2 separate regions of the Homo sapiens genome follow, and region 2 is linked to region 1. A link is a contact called in ENCODE Hi-C data. All regions are on one chromosome and are shown on one strand. The core of a region is the stretch at or near the end of the contact, and the rest is flanking DNA. Distances in the headings are between cores, read along the strand shown. Region 1 has its middle 9.4 kb from the start of LINC02530. Region 2 overlaps HIVEP1 (HIVEP zinc finger 1).

Region 1 (4,035 bases), core at 1,133-3,632:
GCTAATAGGCTCAGCTAGTTTCTCAGGGAGGAAGCCACCATCACCACATTTTTCATTCTGGGAAAGAGATGACCTTGCTCATTATTTGGAGGAGTAGGGAAAAAAATAAACACTTGGTACATTGCCTTAATAAAAATTGAACAAGCATGTATATGAGGGACAGCCATGCTCTAAAACACAAATTGTATGTCTCTCTTCCCTGCTCCATGCTAATCTCTGTCAATACTTTTCACCTCTCTGTAAATGCTCCACTCTCCTATGACCTTTGCTGGAGTCTGTGTTGATAGGGAGAGATTTTTGTAGGTTTGCCTGCCATTCTCCTTTATGTGTATTATTAATGTCAATACTGGGTCAATATTCCTTTTGCCATGAAATGTCCAGTGAAAGTCTAACATATCAATTGATTACTCTTGTATGAAGCAACTAAAAGGGAGAAATGAAGTGCTTATATAGAAGAAAGACATCCTTAAAACCAAGAAAAATTAAGGCATCACTGATAGTATTTACTGAGCCATCAGAGTGGGTATTCATCAGTTTAAACCTCTTGTGTGAGTCTTTTTGCTGACAAATACGTCTTGGATATGATGCAACTTTTTACAATTAATTCTAGGTGATCCTCCTGCACCCAGGAAATCTGTGTGCAGAGCTTAGCATGCCTGGGACCAGTAAATAAAGTTTTCCTCCGTGCAACTAAACCGTTTGATTGCTGTTATTGATCTTGACCACCATGAATAAATTTACAAATAGCAGGTTGTTTTTTTCTCCTAGGGTGTCTGATTTTCTGCCCATTCTCTTGAGTCAAATTACATTGTTTATCTCCTAGTGACTCCATCATTTATGTTTTTCCTGGGATCTCCAAAAGCTGAGAAATACTCAAGGCTGGGTTTGCCTGAAGGATACTGAAATCTGCTCATTTGAATCTCCTTCCTCCACGAGTTTCTTATCTGGTCCCATCCACAAATTCACAAAGATGTTGCATCTGGGGGGAATCCCAATTAGATCTTACCCATCCCAATTTAGCCCGTTTCGAAATCATAGATGCAGGAAGAAAACGGAACCACCATCATTATAACTTGTAGTTTCTTGGTTTCTGTGTGACCTGTTACTTTTTCTGCTTACTCCTTCCTCTGTTTAACTCTACATCGCTTCCCCTTTTTCCTATAGACTGTTATTTACCCTATGGTTATAGGCAAATTGATATTTCAAAAGAAAGGAAAAGAGAAACAAAAGTTCTGCACCTTGTTCCTCCTTTAAGGACAACGTTTGCAAAAACAGTGACTTCTGAGCTGAGACCACGTGTTGGAGCAACTACCTCACGGGACCACTTTGCAGGACCGCAACATCTGCTTGGGATGGTCTGGGTTCAGCCTTATGTGATCATCGTTCCTAAAAATAGTTTCTTTTGTTTTGTTAATAAAATTAGAGAATGCTGATAAAGTTCTCTTAAAGGGTCAAAAGAGGAAAGCTCATAAATTACAGCATTCCATTAATGAACAAAGCTACAAGAATGCAGATTGAGAAACAGCAAAAATTACAGGTCACAAGCTCTGTGATGTGAAAGAGTAGGAAGCTTCCAGCCTTTCCTCCACAGGCAAGATGAAGAGCTGGAAATGAACTCACCCTAATCTCTAAATTAACTTAGATAATGCCAGTTCCCATATATCTTTTACTTATCTCAGATGAAAATGAAATTGAGGTGAAAGAAAGCCCAGGCATGCTCTTCAGAAGCTCAAAGCAGAAGAAAAGTTGGTCAAAGAAATTACTACTTCCATTGTGTGTTTCTTTGTATAGATCTAAATAAACACAAAAATAATTATCCTCCTCCTTCTCTCCTTCTTTTCCTCTCTTTAATATTTTTTTTAAAAGTTTTACCACACTTCTTTGCCAATTAGAGCCACAGCATCTAAGCCCTAGATAGTCCCTTTTTAAGAGGTCTTCCTGCATGAGCCCTTCTCCTCCCACAGCACATTACATTTCTTCCTTTATGTACGGGTTAACCACATTATTTATGGTCAAATTGGGACACTTTTGAAAGTGAAAGAAGTGTTACAGTAGGTAGTCAGGCAGAGATGAGCAGAGCAAGAGAGGCTTCCCCACTCCCCCGCATGGGAAAGTCAAACAACCGTCAGGTGATGGTCAGGCAGTTGTCAATTGTCTCTCTAAAACAATCATTGGTTGCAACCCATGCAGGGAAAGGCAGTCTCTCAATAGAAACACCTGAAACTGGTGATCAGCAGCTTCCCAGTAAGATCTCAGGAGCTGGGCAAGTGGGCTGACACCTGTAAACTAAGAGGCAAAATGGCAGAGTTTAACTGGATATGACCTTATGGGAACGCTCGACTGATAAGGGAAGAATGCTTCAAGTGAGCATGCGCACAACTCCAGTAAACACACGGCACCTCCCCTCCCAAGAGCTGGGAGGTCACTGCTCATGCAGACAGGCTGCCCTAAGGAAAGGCTCAGGGGAGAAGAGGCACAACTCCTCAGAAACGTGCCAACATATAAAACCCCAAGTCAGAAGTCAAATAGCGCTCTTGAGCTCTCAAGTTGCCCACGTGGCCCTCTTGCAAGGGTGCTTTATTTCCTTTTGTTCCTGTTCTGAAGCTGTTTAATAAGCTTTCACTCCTGCTCTCAAACTTGCCTCGGTCTCTTACTCTGCTATAGGCCCCTCAGTTGAATGCTTTCTTCTGAGGAGGCGAGAGCTGAGGTTGCTGCAGACCCATACAAATTTGCTGCCACTAACAGGAGTGCTGTTAATGATTACTCTGGGACAGGAATACATAGCGGGGGCGATTGCAGGCAAACTGACACTTAACATTCACCCCACTTCCAGGTACCCATTCAGCTGATTCAATGCTGGTTTCCACTTGCTGACCTGCTGCTTTTGGAGTCCTTCTCAAGTTGCTTCTTATGCGTCAACTGGGTGGCAAACTCAGTGGCCTCTCCTCTAGGATTCCCCTCCCTTTCACACATAGGCAACATCTCAGCAAATGCTTTTCTTTCTCAAGGTCAAGGGAAAACATTCAAAACATCTCTTGTGAAAGTTATGTATTTAAAAGGCTGAAACCTGAAAAGAAGAGTACTGGTGTACATGAAAAATCTCTCTCTGGATAAATGCTTGAGGAGACGGATACCCCATTCTCTGTGATGTGCTTATGTCACATTGCATGCCTGTATCGAAACACCTCTTGGAACCTAGAAATATATACAGCTACTACATACCCACAAAAATTAGAAGTTAAAAATTTTAAAAAAAAGAAAAACCTCTCTCCTACTGGTCTGCTTGGTTCTGATCCTGGTTCTTTGGCAAAGCTTTTTTTACTTCTGCTTTTTTTTGGCAACTAGGTAGAACTTCAGGTAAAATAAAACAAATAAAAATGTATTGTGAAATATACAATATATGCAAAGGAGACTATGAAACGTTTATGTGCCATTTAAAGAATAACACTTAAGAACTAGAATATTGCCAGTATTTCAGAACCACCTTCCTCACCTAGTAAATCTCCATGATCATGTCCTCCTTCCCCTTGACAGAGGTGACAGCTCTCTTTAATTTTCTGTCCATTATTACCAGTTCTGCTTTTCAGTTTTTCACACTTGTGTGTATCCCTACAAAAGATCTCTGCTTTTTAGGGGGTCAGAGGGTGATTTCATGTAATAAGGAAAGAAAACTGTCATTCTTCTAAGAGCAAATTGTTCTTTTTAGAGAAAAAAAATTACTAAAACCTGATGTGCTTTCCAAATACTTAACCAACACATCACACATCAACACATGTGGAAGGGAAGAGGCTTAGGGAAAATCCTCAGCACTCACACTCCACTTCTAGGGCTCTGTCTTTGTGTTCCATTTCCGTATGGATGAAAAGCCAGCTTCCATTGTTCGGAATTTACATGAACAACTAATGTCCCCGAGGAAGTGGTGACTGATGTGGGATTTCCAACTTGTGGCAATTCTGCAGGCAGAGACCATGTTAGGCAAAACTGCCAACTATGTGAAGTATGTTGACAGTGGCACTCACTAAATTCCTATCCTCT
Region 2 (4,035 bases), core at 652-3,151, 480 kb after region 1:
TGATAGTATGTGCGTGGGATTTCTTGTGCTTATACAGATTACTTTTAGTCTTAAATGAAAATCCACAAGTCACACAGGGATAGGGTCGCTCTCCAGTGTGGGAGCGGATATGCTTTAAAAGCACACTAGGCTTTGCACATGCTCTATTGCAATACTCACAAATATATTTTCCTTGTTTTTTTGGCTTCTGATCTTTCAGAAGAAGATTGCACATTTGCTCTACGCTTTGATTAACAACAGAGGCAACATGAGTTGAATTATAGATTGGCATGGGGGGCGACTGTGTAGAATTAGCCGGACTTATTGACAAAGGTGAAGCAGAATCCATTTGCTGGTTTTGAGGAGTAACCTGAGATCTACTGGAAGGTGAAGTTAGGCCTACAGATGATGTCACTGCTATATTATAAACCTGTTCAAGTTTGGCATTCTCTTGATTTTGCAGATTTGTCAGTGATCCTGTGAAACCTGAACACCCCGGAAGCTGTTGATTATGTTGGTTGGATTTGGGAACAAAGTGTTCATGTTGATGATACAAATGAGAAGCTGACTGCATTGCCCCTTGCTCATTCTTCTGAGCAGCAGACATATGGACTGTGTATGAGGTACAAGAAGACTGTGATTCAGCAACCAATTCCTGTGAAGTCTGATTTGGGGCATCCATTGAACTGTTTTTTAATTTGGGAGGGGAACGTGCAGTTTTATTTGGCCTCAGTTTTTCTGTCTTAATTGCACAAGGTGAGCCCTTTTGTGACAAGGTGCTCAGTTCTGGCTCCATTGCTTTCAGTAAGACATCGAATGCAGTGTTTGTATAGGAGGGGGACGTAGTGCCACAATGAGAAGAGATGCATTCGCTATTGTCAGTCCTGGTTTTACTTGACAAGGAACTTGAGTCACATTGTTCATCGAGGTCACTGAATTTGGCAGGATCAGCGCCTTCGGATCTCCATCTACGCAGTTCAGATGGTTGCTGCAGAAACAAGGGCTTCTTTGGGGAGACAGATTCTTCAGATTTTGAGGCTTCAGCAATTATTCCAGGTGTTTCTCCATTTTGTTTGGTAAACTGCTTCCCATTTTTTACAGGAATATAATTCTGTTTCTTGTGAGACTCCGAAGCACTATGAAGAACGGCGAAAGATGACTCTTCTGTATTTTGTTTATGTTTTGCCTGAAGAGGATTTCTCAGTGGGGATTTTGGTATTTTTTTCAGGTGATTCTCAGCTACGATCTTTTTGCGTTTCACACCTTTAAGGGATTCCGAAGTTCCTTTAACACCAGCCTGTAAGATTTCTGGAAAAAACAACAACAACAACAAACAATTGGTAACATTGTACATACACCAACTATAATTTTTTGAAAATTAAGATTACTATCATAAGGACATTATGACAAGTGAAGAAAGTATTTAAGGAAAGTCTATTTTTTAAATAAAATTGCACTTCTGCATTCCGGAAATTGAACAATGATGCCAATCAAAATCTATTGAAACACTCATTCAAAGACCTAAGTGTGCATTTCTAGAATGCTTATGTTCCTTTCTTGAATAATCAACATCCTGGAACTAGATCTTTCAAAACTGAATTATCTTTCCCCTTTTCACTATCATACTTAAACAGTGCTCCATGGGGTTAAAGAAACTGGTAACTAACAAGAAGTTTTGAGCTTGTCTTACAGCACTGCAGATAAAGAAACAGCTTGTTAGAACTCCCTCTGCTTGTAACAAAACTGGTTGACTGGTTGAAGCTGGTTGGAACTGGTATGGCTGATTGGGATCTGCACAGAATAGACTTCTTGCCAGATGAGGGACTTTCTGATATCAAAGCCAGTATTTTCACCACAGGTTTCACACCAACTCCCTCCGAATTTGCAAAGGCAACCCATGAGGAAGCACGAAGAGACAACTGTGCCTGCTCAAGGGACTTTCCAAACCTCCCCTCCCTTTCCAACAATCATTAACCAACCCCAAAACTCCTCCTCCAGCATCTCCTCCTTTTATATACTGCTTTAAGCTGGTAAGGGAAGACAGAATTGAGCCCATCTCCTGCATGGCTGCCTTGCCATTAATCTTTCTCTCTATAAAAATCCAGTGATTCAGTGTTTGGCTTTTCATTGTGTGCAGACAAATGGACCTAGATTGGCTTGGTAGCAATACCTGAGGACTCTGTCTACACAACAGTCTGAGAAGGCTGGCCAAAAAGAAGAAAATTCAACCCTTTAATGCTGAGTATTTGACTGTCTTATCTCATTAAGGTTCTTTTAAAACAAACTTTTCAGCAAATTTCTAAGTATGCAAAACTGATATTTTCAGGAGAAAAGGGGCTGCTAATATAATTTCTAGAGCAGACCATAGTCAGGACAGCCATGAAGTATTGCTGATGTAGCAATTATATCAATGAACAGAAAATTATGAAACTAAAATAATCCACTTATTTGTGGTTTCTTACCAACAAAATTAAAAAGTCATAAGGTTGTAATGGGCCTTGGTTTAAAAAAAATCACCACTTTAACTCAACAAAATATTCAATGGCTATGTTTCTTTGTCATTAGCAATAGGTAGGGCAGGTAGGCAGGTAGGGAGATAGGCAGAAAGAAGGTAAAACTTATTGCAAGAGAAATGAAATCACCTTAATTTCTAGTTGTGTTGGAAATAAATCAGTATTTAAGTGACAGTGCCCACAATCTATCAACTACTGTATTTTTGAGCAATAATTACTTGCCATGATTTACTTTGGTTTCCATTTGTTGGATTGTTGGGCATATGAACAAAAAATATTCAATCGTATATTACTCTATTTGTAGAAAGCCAACTACTTAATTCTCCACTATTTTCAAATAGCTGTTGCAACGTACATATTTGAAATTCATATTAGACCAAAATGTCTACACTGTAATAACTACTTATTGAGAATAAAATTTACATTAGAAATATTCTAGTAATATTGTGACATCAGTTTATATGCTCTCATATCATAGTTTAATGAAAAAAATGCATACTATTCCATTAAAGATATATTTACCCACCATAATAAAAAAAAAAACAAAAGGGGGTCTCATAACTAAAATATTTGAGCTAAAGAACAATAGAAAAAAGTATCAGTATTATTCACTTTTACAAAATGTTGAACAAACATTTTTTTATTCTCCAATCCACTCACTCATGAAATGATGTTTTCCCACTGGTTTTCCCTTATTAAGATGAATGTAAGAAAGTCAGTGATGCACTTTTTGACTCTCATTAACTCTATCAGGCAAGTAGGCAAAGTGAAAAATGATGCTCATCAACCTGGGCTGAGTAGTCTCTCTATCCACTTCCAAAAGCTAGATGTGGGTATCATAAAGGTGAAAGCCAGGAGGCTATTAAAATAAATACAAAAACAGAGATGAGAAACCACTTGGATGAGAAGCTAGCAGAGCTGAAACACCATGGACTTAAAAATAATCTACCCATGTCAGGCCCCATCCAGGACCTATTCAACCAGAGTCTTGGACAGGGTAGGTATGCCTGTTTTGCTCTGCTTCACAAACATTTTAAGATAAACTTTTATTTTTAGATAAAGTTATGTTATTCAAAATTAAATAATGTCTTATACTCCAAAGAAAAATGCAAAATTTCAACCCAGAAATACTGTATGTGATTTAAACAACAACAACAAAAACTGTAACCTTGTACTTAAAAGAAAATGACATTGAAGTTAAGATAAAGGAATTGCTAAACTTAAGATCCATATTTCTTTATAAGAGAAACTATTTTCTATAAATCTACTGGGAGTTAAGAATTGGAAAAACACATATGTTAAATGGAACTTTTGAACTACACGTTTTGATTTTACATATAGATGACCTCCTCTCTCATTTGTCAAAGCTTATAACACTTACATTTTATCTGTATCGTTGTTTATACTTAGTTATCTATTTAATTTTAACACTTGACTGGTGCTATTCCCTTCAAAACTTTGCATACTCCCTTGTTTTCTGGCAATTTGGTTTACACCTCAGAAAACTTTTCTTCTATGATATCTTCATATACGTTTTCTGGTC

What was found. Hi-C counts contacts between places; a loop is a spot of excess contacts on that map. Pooled maps may share reads with other maps.
Region 2: a pooled map shows a loop between it and region 1 (2.5-fold over the local background). The contact joins two enhancer-like sites. A Hi-C loop is called at or near these places in 8 of 37 single-sample maps with no recorded cell type and 3 of 50 pooled maps.

The regions. Positions count from the first base shown.
Region 1 is chr6:12,592,743-12,596,777 of GRCh38, reverse strand. No RefSeq gene overlaps it. Among named protein-coding and RNA genes, the nearest start is that of LINC02530, 9.4 kb to the right of the region's middle. Within about 2 kb of position 2,382, at least 7 of the 41 ENCODE cell types and tissues checked have a DNase peak (open chromatin) inside an H3K27ac peak, as active enhancers do.
Region 2 is chr6:12,117,142-12,121,176 of GRCh38, reverse strand. It overlaps HIVEP1 (HIVEP zinc finger 1), which reads right to left. Exons shown (of 9, transcript NM_002114.4): 4 at 1-1,287. Among named protein-coding and RNA genes, the nearest start is that of HIVEP1, 110 kb to the right of the region's middle. RefSeq lists enhancers at 1,779-1,888, 1,899-2,008, 1,727-2,021, 2,039-2,088. Within about 2 kb of position 1,901, at least 3 of the 41 ENCODE cell types and tissues checked have a DNase peak (open chromatin) inside an H3K27ac peak, as active enhancers do.